Linked DNA regions of Homo sapiens: region 1 is linked to region 2. The links are chromatin contacts, found by Hi-C or POLR2A ChIA-PET in ENCODE. All regions are on one chromosome and are shown on one strand. The core of a region is the stretch at or near the end of the contact, and the rest is flanking DNA. Distances in the headings are between cores, read along the strand shown.

Region 1 (5,127 bases), core at 2,406-4,905, 50 kb after region 2:
AAATGTTTTCTTTCCTTTGCAAACAGTCCAGTCACTTGCTTGTTAAAAAGATCATCATGGTTACAAAAAAAAAAACAAAAAACAAAAAACAAAACAAAACAAAACCCCCCCCACACACACACACAAAGAACCTTCTAGACCTAGGTTCTTAAGATAGGGTCCTAAGGGTGGTAAGAAGATATATGAAATTAGAACTATGTTTGTGTTTTGGGAGGGGAAAAAACTCACAATACTTCAGCAGATTCTTAAAAGGTCTGTAACTTAAAAAAAGGGTTAGAACATATGGTCTAGACACGTGTATGGGGAATGTTTCTGTGGTGGTTTCTGGAATTTCTGTTGCCCTAATGCCCCAGATGTCTCTCTGAGGCTTCCCCTAGCACAGGGATGGGCCACCATTCCAGATGTTGTCTTTGAGTGGTAGATTATTCATACACGAACATATCCTATACTGACATGTAAGACCTAGTAGGGTGGACAACTGACCTTGCAGAATGGTTTTGACACTGGCATAAGGTTCCCCTGATAGTGGCTGTAAAAATCTAGCTCTTCTGAGAACTATGGGCATCCTGAAAAGTAGCAATATTTAAGAACAGGGAGTTGGCCTGTCTGCACTGGAAAAGGCATTTATGTCTTGGTAGAACCCATGTTTGGGCAAGTAACCGGGACTTGGGCGGCATGAGCTCCAGGGCTGTGAACCAGAGTCATACCCTGGCAACAGCCATCAACACTGAAGAGGACCTGGGGCCTTGCAGCAGAGCTTGTGGCTGCGGTGGCCATTTTAGATGATGTCATTCAGCTCCCTGGCCATGCCCTGCTTCCCACCCACCTCACATTGGTGGCTGCTCTTTTTTCTTTGACTAGAATCAAACCAAACAAGGCTCTATAAATAACCCTCAGGGATCTTCAAAAAGATCAGACTTACACTTGAAGAATTAAAAATATTTACCTCCACCCCCCAATTAAATCCACTCCTTTAAAGCTTTGCCCTGATTGAGGTCTGAGGCAGGGAGGCCTGGGAGGTGCTGTGGCCATCTTAGACCTTCTGTCTCTGACTTCCCATGACTTGTTTGGTCTCATCGCATGCTGCTGTAGCCTCTGAGTTCCTAATGTCCAGGCAGATTGCTCACTCTTTTGTTGTTTGCCTTTGTGTAGACCTTCTATCAACTAACATTTATTGAGTATTTACTTATACTAGGCACTGTAAGTGAATTAATTCATTTAATAACTTTATGACAAAGTAAATATTGTGCCCATTTTACAGGTGGGAAGACTGAATGTCAGAGAGGTTAAAGGCATGGCTTCTGTTCTTGAGATGTTTAGAATCTGTCTGGGGAAGAAAACAGACTAGATTCATATGCATTTACAAATATATATATATATATATAAGCATACATATATATGCTTTTATATATGATAATGGGAGAGGAGTTGCAAGCAAACAAGGTCATGTGATGTGTACTGCTTGTACATGTGCTGAGGCATAAATAAGGAAAGAGTCACCACATTTTATCCAGACATATCTCACAGATTGGATGTAATCATGATGGCATTGATTAGATTTTAAATCAAAGAAGAATCAAGCTAGTTAAAAAGGTTTTTCCCTACATTTTCATTTTCATATCATATCTTAGTATGGGAAAGCACCTTAGAAGTCATCTAGTGACCTTATCTAGTTTAATCTTGTTACAGATGGGGAAACTGAGACCCAGAAAGGTAAAGTGCACACACCTTCCTCATAGCTAGTAGTTGAAAAACTGGGCTTCTGAAGTTCTATTTCCACCATACTGAATGCCTTTACTATACCACATCAAATAATTGCTTCTAAGGTAGTGCCTTAGATTCCCAATTTTCTGGGGTCAGAGACTGCAGGCTTGAGTTTGTAGAGGCTGACAGAGAAACCACCTCCCATAAACAAACATAGGTGACCAGGCAGTAGGATGGCAGAAGCTCTGCAAAGATGCCAGTTCTGTCCTTATTTAAGCATCCAGTTCTGGCTCCATCTGGGCCCTCTCTGACTATCCCAATCTGTCCTTCACAGGCCAGTGCAGTAGTGACCTGTTCCAGTCCACACACAATGTCATTGTCAAGACTGAACAAACTGGTGAGTAGTAGTGGACAAAGGGAGCCAACCTAGCCTGGCAAAGCTCCGGGGAGGACAGTTGGGAGAGGGCAAGAGAGAATGTGGGGGCAAGTTTTTGCAGGAAACACAGGGAGGCCTTTTCCCTGGCTGTCTCTGATGGGCCACCCCCACCATGAATCTCATTCTTGCCCTTGCGACCAGTGACTGCCACCTATTTCCAATTTATAGACTTATGGGGAGCCACACTTCTCTGCCTCCTACTCCTGGTTGTGGCATCATCCAGACCTCAGGCCAGCAGCCAAGGAAAAGCAGAATATATGGTGGGCCTCCCCACCTTAAAAAGTGTCAGGGGAGTGGCCAAGTTTGGAAAGAGAAGAGGAAGGGGCAATGTCTCCTCTTCTCTCCCTCCTCCCTTGATGGGTGTGTGTTTCACAAAAAGGGTGAATATACTAACTTGGTATTGTAGTTAACAAATTTTTAGGGGCCCTGGGGAGCTTCTGCAGAGATGTACAAAGGTACCTGCAACCCAGCTCCTGCCTTAGGTGTGTTTTTATATGAAGGACAAAATGCTGGGCTCTGAGCAGAGTCTACAGTCCCATAGCATCTACATTCATTTTCGTTTCCTTTCCCCTGTCCTAAATCTCTCTCCTGGAGACTGTCCTCCAAAGTCCATGAGCCATCATAAAACTGTGCAGCAACTATTGCTCCTAAGTCACTCCCCATGTTCATGCCTGGGAGCCTGGGAGCCACGTGGGCCAACCAAGCTTTCCATAGACCTCCCTGAGGATGTGTCCCAGTCACCAAGGACAGAATTTGACCTGCAGGTGATTTGTGAGTCACTTGGGGCCAAAATTGGCCCATGCAGTTATTTACCCTTTCATAAGTGGGCTGGCCTACCATTATTAAAGAAAAAAGCAATAGCTGCTAAGCATGCAAATTAGGCTTTGCTAGCCCTGCCTTTCTCTTCAGAGGCCAGGGGATGGGCCATCTGGATGTTCTGTGCTTTACAGGCCTGGCCTTGCCCTAGAGATGGATGCAGGACTTGGTCAGGAGGATGGCACCCCCTCCCCTGCTTGACCTGTCAGATAGCCCCACCGAAGGAGCCAGGGTAATACTGGAGAGGTCCCAAATAACTTGATAATTCCTTCTTGACCATCCAGACATTCTTGTGTTGCCAGTTCAGAAAAGCTGAGTGGAAGGGTGGAGAAGAAGGTCCACCCTAGGAGGAGGGGAGAAGAAGCTCATAGAGGGGCCAACACCCCCATACCTCTTTGGTTCAGTTTGTTTTCAGAGACAACAACAGGTGTACAAGGTGACCCAACAAGGAGAGAGGGTGTAACCCCAAGAGATTGGGCTTGGGGTGTCCAAACATGTAGCTATTAGCTAAAATACCGGCTAAATCCCTATGTCGTAAACACGAGGACTTAGCCAGTAAGTCAGGTTTTGTATCATTTGTGCTATAAAAACAAAATGAAACTCAGTCAGTGGCTTACACCCCGGCCCTAAAACTCAGAACCCAGCAAGGAGGGGAGCTGAGGGTAACCTAGGTCTGCGGTGAGGAGAAAGCAGGAAGTTTCTGGTGAGGACGAGGTGAGAGATCTTACAGCTTTTGGCTAGCCAAGAAACAAAATGCTTCTGTTGGAGACCAGCCCAGATCTGGGGGTTGCGTAGGAGTTGAGCTCCATTTGGGGTAGGTGGAGGGGAGTTCCCTTTGAATCTGAAATCTGAAGAGTCAGTCAAAGTGAGAGGTGTTTACCGCAGCACACAGAAGAAAGAGAAAGAGAGACAGAGTACAAGAGCACTTCTTTTCTGCGATGGGGCAGTGGGGCTTCACTCTTAAAAGGTGTTTGTTTGATTTAGTAACACAGTCCACCCCTTCTCCTTGGTTTTGTTTTGAGAATTTTATGTCATCCTTTAAGCTAATTGGAAAAATCCTAGAGGGAGGGGGCTGTCACCCAACTTGGATGACAAATCTCTGGATTTCAGCAAGGAAGAAACTGTGATAAGATTGACAAGACTCTTCCTGAAAGAAATATCATTAACCCCCCAAGGCCTCATTAATTATTTATTATACATTTAAATAAATTAATCCCTAACAAGGCCTTCCCCCCCACCACACTCTAGGGTAAAAATATTCTGGTGATTATGCAGTAGAATGCAGAACAAAGCCAAGCCAGGTTAGGAAAATTCCCAGGAACCACTTGGTCTAGGACAGGTTCCCATTCTTGCAACTTCTCTCACTTCCCTAAAAATGCAATAGGTACAGAACACATGGATGAGGCCATTTCCCCGAGGATGCTGAAAGGAAAATTAGACAACATTATTATAAAGTAACGCAGCTGAAGCAGAATCATATCCCTTGTCTCTGAGGACCACTCCTCACCCCCCATACTTTGTTGATGAACAATGAATTAGAAAACGCAGCCTCTTCTCCCTGGGGAAAAGAGATCGCTGACTATTCTCCTTCTCTATTTTTTGTAGAGCCTTCCATCATGAACACCTGGAAAGACGAGAACTATTTATATGACACCAACTATGGTAGCACAGTAGGTAACTAACTCCCTGACACTTAAGGCCCTTTACATTCTTATTCAGTTTGTCTAAGAGCCACAGTGTTCTATTGTGAGGTGGGGGGAGGGGGTGCTCTAAATGTCCTTTATCTTTTCATGGCCACAGATTTGTTGGACAGCAAAACTTTCTGCCGGGCTCAGATCTCCATGACAACCACCAGTCACCTTCCTGTTGGTAAGCTGTCATCACATCTGAGGCTGGGTATGCCTAATGCTTAGGGAGAATCAGTGGGAATTACCAACACTCTACATTTCTGCCTTTCTGGAGTCTTTCTAATTAAAGGGCTAGGAAAGGGATGGGGTTACCATTAGACGAGGTTTGCTTTTGAGGCAATATTTGTACATCGAAGATGACCCGTAGGGATCCTCTAGGCAAAATGTTGGTCTCCTACGAAACTAGTCACTCTGTTGTGACAATAAAAGTTGTTTAGGCTTTTCTTTATTTTCAATGAAAACTTACTCTTGCAATATAGCTGC
Region 2 (4,788 bases), core at 527-3,026:
AGGCTGGAGTGCAATGGTGCTATCTTGGCTCACTGCAACCTCCGCCTCCCGGGTTCAAGTGATTCTCCTGCTTCAGCCTCCCAAGTAGATGGGATTACAGGCATGCACCACCATGCCTGGCTAAGTTTTGTATTTTTAGTAAAGACAGGGTTTCACCATGTTGGTCAGGCTGGTCTCAAACTCCTGACCTCAAGTGATCTGCCTGCCTCGGCTCCCAAAGTGCTGGGATTACAGGCACGAGCCACTGCACCTGGCCGATTGAGCATCTTTTTATGTGTTTAATGATGCTCATTTTTTATTGACTTCCTTCTGTGCTTTCTTTTTTTTAGCAGTGAATTTGAGTTGTAAGAATATGTATTTCTTTCACTCTGGGATTCACCTACATAAAGTAATTTTCACTTGAATGAAAAAGAAATCAGTTGTATAAACATCTGTTTTTTCTGAATTTTACTGGTGTAAAAATGGCCACTCAGCCCTGGAAGAAACAAAGGCACTTTGCCAACTGAAGTTGCAGATGGGAAATTTTTAGAAAGGTCCTGTTCAACCTCTGGAAGGGGAAGATCATATCTGAAAGTCAGGGTAATCCACCCAACCCAAATGTTTCTTCTACTATGGGTTCTGAGGATTCGTCCATGTGCTTCTTCTGCGTTGCTGCCATCTGATTTCCTTTGCTAGGCTCCTCTTGCAACTTGGGCTACAAAGAGGTGCTTCATAGTCCACAGTCTTTGCCTCACCTTCAGTCTTGAGGTGGTCCCCTAGGAGTTATTGGTAGTTGCCGCTGGAAGCCATTCTAACAAACCTGGCGAAGGCACAAAAGGATAGAAAGCCTTTAGCCAATATGGTGCCATCAAAAACAAACAGAGCACGCTGCCCAGTCCTCTTCTGGTTGCCTTTACTAATGCATCAGTCATACTTCTTCTGCACTCGATCTTAGCCAAGAGGTCGAGAAGCCATAGTCATAATTCTTCTGAAATTAATCTCTTCCTGCCCCACCTCCCCATCATCTGTCTTTGAATTCCCAGGGCTAGTACTCATAAGATTATCTCTTTCTTCTCCTTTATGAGGAGACCCATTCTTTTTCACAAACCAGCCACAAAAGCAAGTGTCATTACCCCCTACCGGAAATACCAGACAGAGAGTTCATCTGGGGTTAGTTTCTAATCAAGCCTCCTGCCCGGGTTTTTCCTGCTCCTGTCTTGAAGCGACCACAGGGGGAGAGCAGTTTCCAAATATGATCCCTCCTTTCCACTGTCACTTGTCCAACCCCGACCACTATCATTCTTTTATTTGCTTCTCCCCTGAGCCAGCCAAGAGCCTAGGTCAGTGACAGGGCAGGCAGAAGAGAGAGGGGCTTCCAGGAAGGAGAGGGAGCAACCCACAGAAGAGGCAGCAAGACAGGAAGGCGGGCAGGGGCTGAAAATCCAATACATATCTAAGTACATTTTTCTAGGATGGGCTTCTACACTCAGCCAAAACATATATTGCATATTGTTTGTATTTTTTAGAGGTTTACAGGTCTCCCTGAAAGTCCCTCTGTGGAATTATAAACCTCTAATAAAAAATCCCAGGGTTAAAGAAAGGAAAAGATGAAGGAGAGGCCCACACTCTGAAAGGAAAGGGTTCAGCGACTCCTGGAAGGTTCTGGATGGTGCTTCCTTGACCAAGTCAGCTGCTTCTTCTACCTGGTCTCCTTTGTGGTTCAGCTGGGGTGGGGCTTACTAGAAAAAGCTGTGGGAGGTGGTTGCTCCAACGTATGGGGGCTGTCTGTAAGTGTAGGTGTTATCTGATGAAAGCTGCCCCGGGTGAGGGTTTGTACAGAAAGCCCCTGGTGGTGGGGAGATAATGTCAAGCTTCTCTCTCTCTCCCAGATCCTGGTTGTATCCTCTGTCCCTCTCCACCCCCACCCACTCACCCACAGACTTCCAAGGAACCGGCGCCTGCAGACATGCCTCTCTGATGCCCTCCCAGTAACCCCTGGCAGGCAGCACAGCGCCAAACCTCTTGGCCTTACCCCACTGGGCCCATGACCCAGTGGCTGTGCCTCTGGGTCCTCCCTGTCCTGCAAAGAGAACTGGGCCCTCAGTCAGGTTCTTCTGCTCCAACCCAGTGGCCACCTGTGCTCTTGGGGAGCTCGGGGGAGGCTGGGAAACTTTCAAAGAGCAGTTAATCACTAACTAGCTGGAGATAAGAGAGAGAGAATGAAACAATTGAGAAAATGCCCAACCCAGAGGTTAGTGCTTCCCTGCCTGCACACGCCAGAACCTGGCCCGCGCAGAGAAACTGGCGATCAAACTGAGTTTGTTCACTGGAGAGAGCTGACATACAGTCTCTAAGGGGCTGCAGTATCCCAGGCTGAGGTCCAGTGGCAGCCGCTGCCCCTTTCCTCCTAGGGCCCTTTCCTTCAGCCATGCCTCAGCCCTGAAGACAAACAGGAGCAGTTTTCAAGGAGCCCTTCCCTTATCTCTAAGGTCTGGGCCTGGAATTCAGCTTGGCCCATTTACTATGCCAGCTCTGTGCAGGGTGCAGAGATCCAAGATAAATCAGACAGGGTCTCTGCTGTCAGTGTGCTCAAGGAAAGAGGCTTTTAGGGGAAACAAATCTAAACGACTGCCAGCTGGAACTTCAACTCTGTAAAGCAGCACCCTGCCACATCTGCCTGCTGGAACATTTTCATCTGCTGGGCTCACGTAGCTGTGCAACAGCTGGGGCTGGGGTCACATTCTGGGCTGATCTGATGATTATTTTGGCTAGAGTGAGCTCATCCTTTTTGTTTTCAGGAGCTGTTCAAGGGTGGTCTGATGGTTTGGATCAAGACTAGCTGTATCCCGGAGAAGAATACGTTGACTTTTCTGGGGTGGGGTCTGGGGCAGAAAGCAAGAAGGCTGCCTTACTTCAAGGAAGGCTCTCCTTCCACCTTCTGCCCTCTGAGTGCCTTGTATGCGCAAGTGACACTAGACAAAGTGCTTAACACTTATTACCTGACTTGAATCTCCCAATGGCCCTGTAAAGCAGGTACTCCATTATCATCACCACCCTTCTTTTTACAGGCAAGAAAACCAAGGCACAGTCAGTTTAAATAACTGGCTCAAGGCTGCACGGCCGATAAGTAGCAAATTTGGACTTCGAATCTGGGCGCTCTGGCTTCAAAGTGTGCTGTCCATTGTTCAGGTTCTGGTCTGGTACTGGCAATGTCAGCCACACCTGGAAGCTTGCTAGGACTATAGAATCCCCAGCTGACCCCAAACTCCCCAAATTAGCACCATGATTTTAACAAGATCTCAGGTGATTGGTGTACACATTACAGTTAGAGAAACACTGCCCTTTTCACATTATATGGCTCTGTGCTCAGTACAGATTTAATTTTCTTTTTTTTTTTTTTTATTATACTTTGAGTTCTGGGGTACATGCGCAGAACATGCAGGTTTGTTACATAGGTATATATGTGCCATGGTGGCTTGCTGCACCCATCAACAGGCCCCGGTGTGTGATATTCCCCTCCCTGTGTCCATGTGTTCTCATTGTTCAACTCCCACTTATGAGTGAGAATGCGGTGTTTGGTTTTCTGTTCTTGTGTTAGTTTCACAATCATTCTCAGATTTAGCTTTCAAACTATTCATTCCACCTGCCAACAATTAGCGAGCTCCAGACATTGTGCCAGGTGAATGATGGAGGTGAAGAGACAAATTTCCTTATAGAACTTGGCCATGCCCTTCATGCAGGCAGTGTGTGGAGTGCAAGTCAGGACACTTGGATCTAAATCCAGTGCTACCACCTGCCGGCTGCGAGACTGTGGCTGAGTCATTTCACCTTCTTGGGTCCCAGGTTCCTAATCGGTAAAACCGGGAGGCAAGCCAGAGATGTCCGGCCCCAGCAGCATATTCTATGTGAACAGGATGAGGTGCCCAGCAGGCAATCAGTGGGGATCTGCTGAATGAGGGAACCAGTAAATGAGTGAGTGAACCGATCATCCACCACAAGGAAAGAGCCCTCCATTTCCAAATGAAGAAAAGAAGTATGCTAGTGGAGGGGAGACGGGATTATCTGCTGTGTGTCAGGGAAGAGTAGGGCCTTCCCAAGCTCCCTTAATACTAACATTACACAGGGGTCCTCGCTTGCCCTTCTCAATGGTCCACTCAGATGATTTCTCTTGGCGAATGTCTGCCCCACATCTGTGTGTCACTCAGCAACTTTGGCCACCTATCCAGTGTGGGATCTCTAGATCACAAGGTGGGGAAAGGGGTGAGGAATGACCTAGAATCCTGGCCTCTGGCCTTAGAGCCTCACTTGTTAAAGGGAAAGGGGCAAATAAGATCTGAACATCAAAAATTATTTCAGCTTGCCTTCCCTCTCACTTTTCTCTGTCCCCTTCTCCTCTTGTCTTCCCTGCAAACCACTTTGAGTCTCCTTTGGTTACCAAGATAAAACCAATCCACATTAACTATGGCTGGTATTTTTTTCGCTTTTACTCCAAGCCAGTGCATAGAGCATTTTGCTCACATTAGATTATGGAATCCTTCAAACAACCTGATGATGAGTGGGTGCCATTGATACCCCCATTTTATAGCTGGGGCAACTGAGGCACAGGGTTGTTAAGCAGCTAACCTGAGGCCACTCGGTCACTTCCTTGTGGTGGGCCCAGGATTTGAATCCAGGTTTGCTCAACTCCAAAGCCTGTGTACTAAACGACACTTCCTGCCTTGATAAGATAATTGTGGTTGTTACTTGGCCAAATAAAGAGCCTATGGAGAAGTTGTTTCCAATGAAGCATATCAGCTTCTAAATCTGGCT

Evidence for each region. A loop is a pair of places that touch in the nucleus more often than their neighbours do. ChIA-PET counts read pairs that join two places held with the same protein, here RNA polymerase II (POLR2A). Pooled maps may share reads with other maps.
Region 1: a map of heart right ventricle shows a loop between it and region 2 (4-fold over the local background). The contact joins two enhancer-like sites. A Hi-C loop is called at or near these places in 25 of 168 maps with a recorded cell type or tissue (B cell, CD14-positive monocyte, Caco-2 and 19 more), 29 of 37 single-sample maps with no recorded cell type and 28 of 50 pooled maps. POLR2A ChIA-PET finds 5 or more read pairs at or near these places in 11 of 52 experiments (A549, AG04450, Caco-2 and 7 more).

What each region holds. Positions count from the first base shown.
Region 1 is chr11:34,646,981-34,652,107 of GRCh38, forward strand. EHF (ETS homologous factor) reads left to right here. Exons shown (of 9, transcript NM_012153.6): 4 at 2,039-2,101; 5 at 4,562-4,630; 6 at 4,757-4,825. Among named protein-coding and RNA genes, the nearest start is that of EHF, 28 kb to the left of the region's middle. RefSeq lists an enhancer at 3,664-3,913. Within about 2 kb of position 3,656, at least 10 of the 41 ENCODE cell types and tissues checked have a DNase peak (open chromatin) inside an H3K27ac peak, as active enhancers do; they include PC-9, where a contact is called at or near this core.
Region 2 is chr11:34,598,680-34,603,467 of GRCh38, forward strand. No RefSeq gene overlaps it. Among named protein-coding and RNA genes, the nearest start is that of EHF, 20 kb to the right of the region's middle. RefSeq lists an enhancer at 450-1,649. Within about 2 kb of position 1,777, at least 15 of the 41 ENCODE cell types and tissues checked have a DNase peak (open chromatin) inside an H3K27ac peak, as active enhancers do; they include PC-9, where a contact is called at or near this core.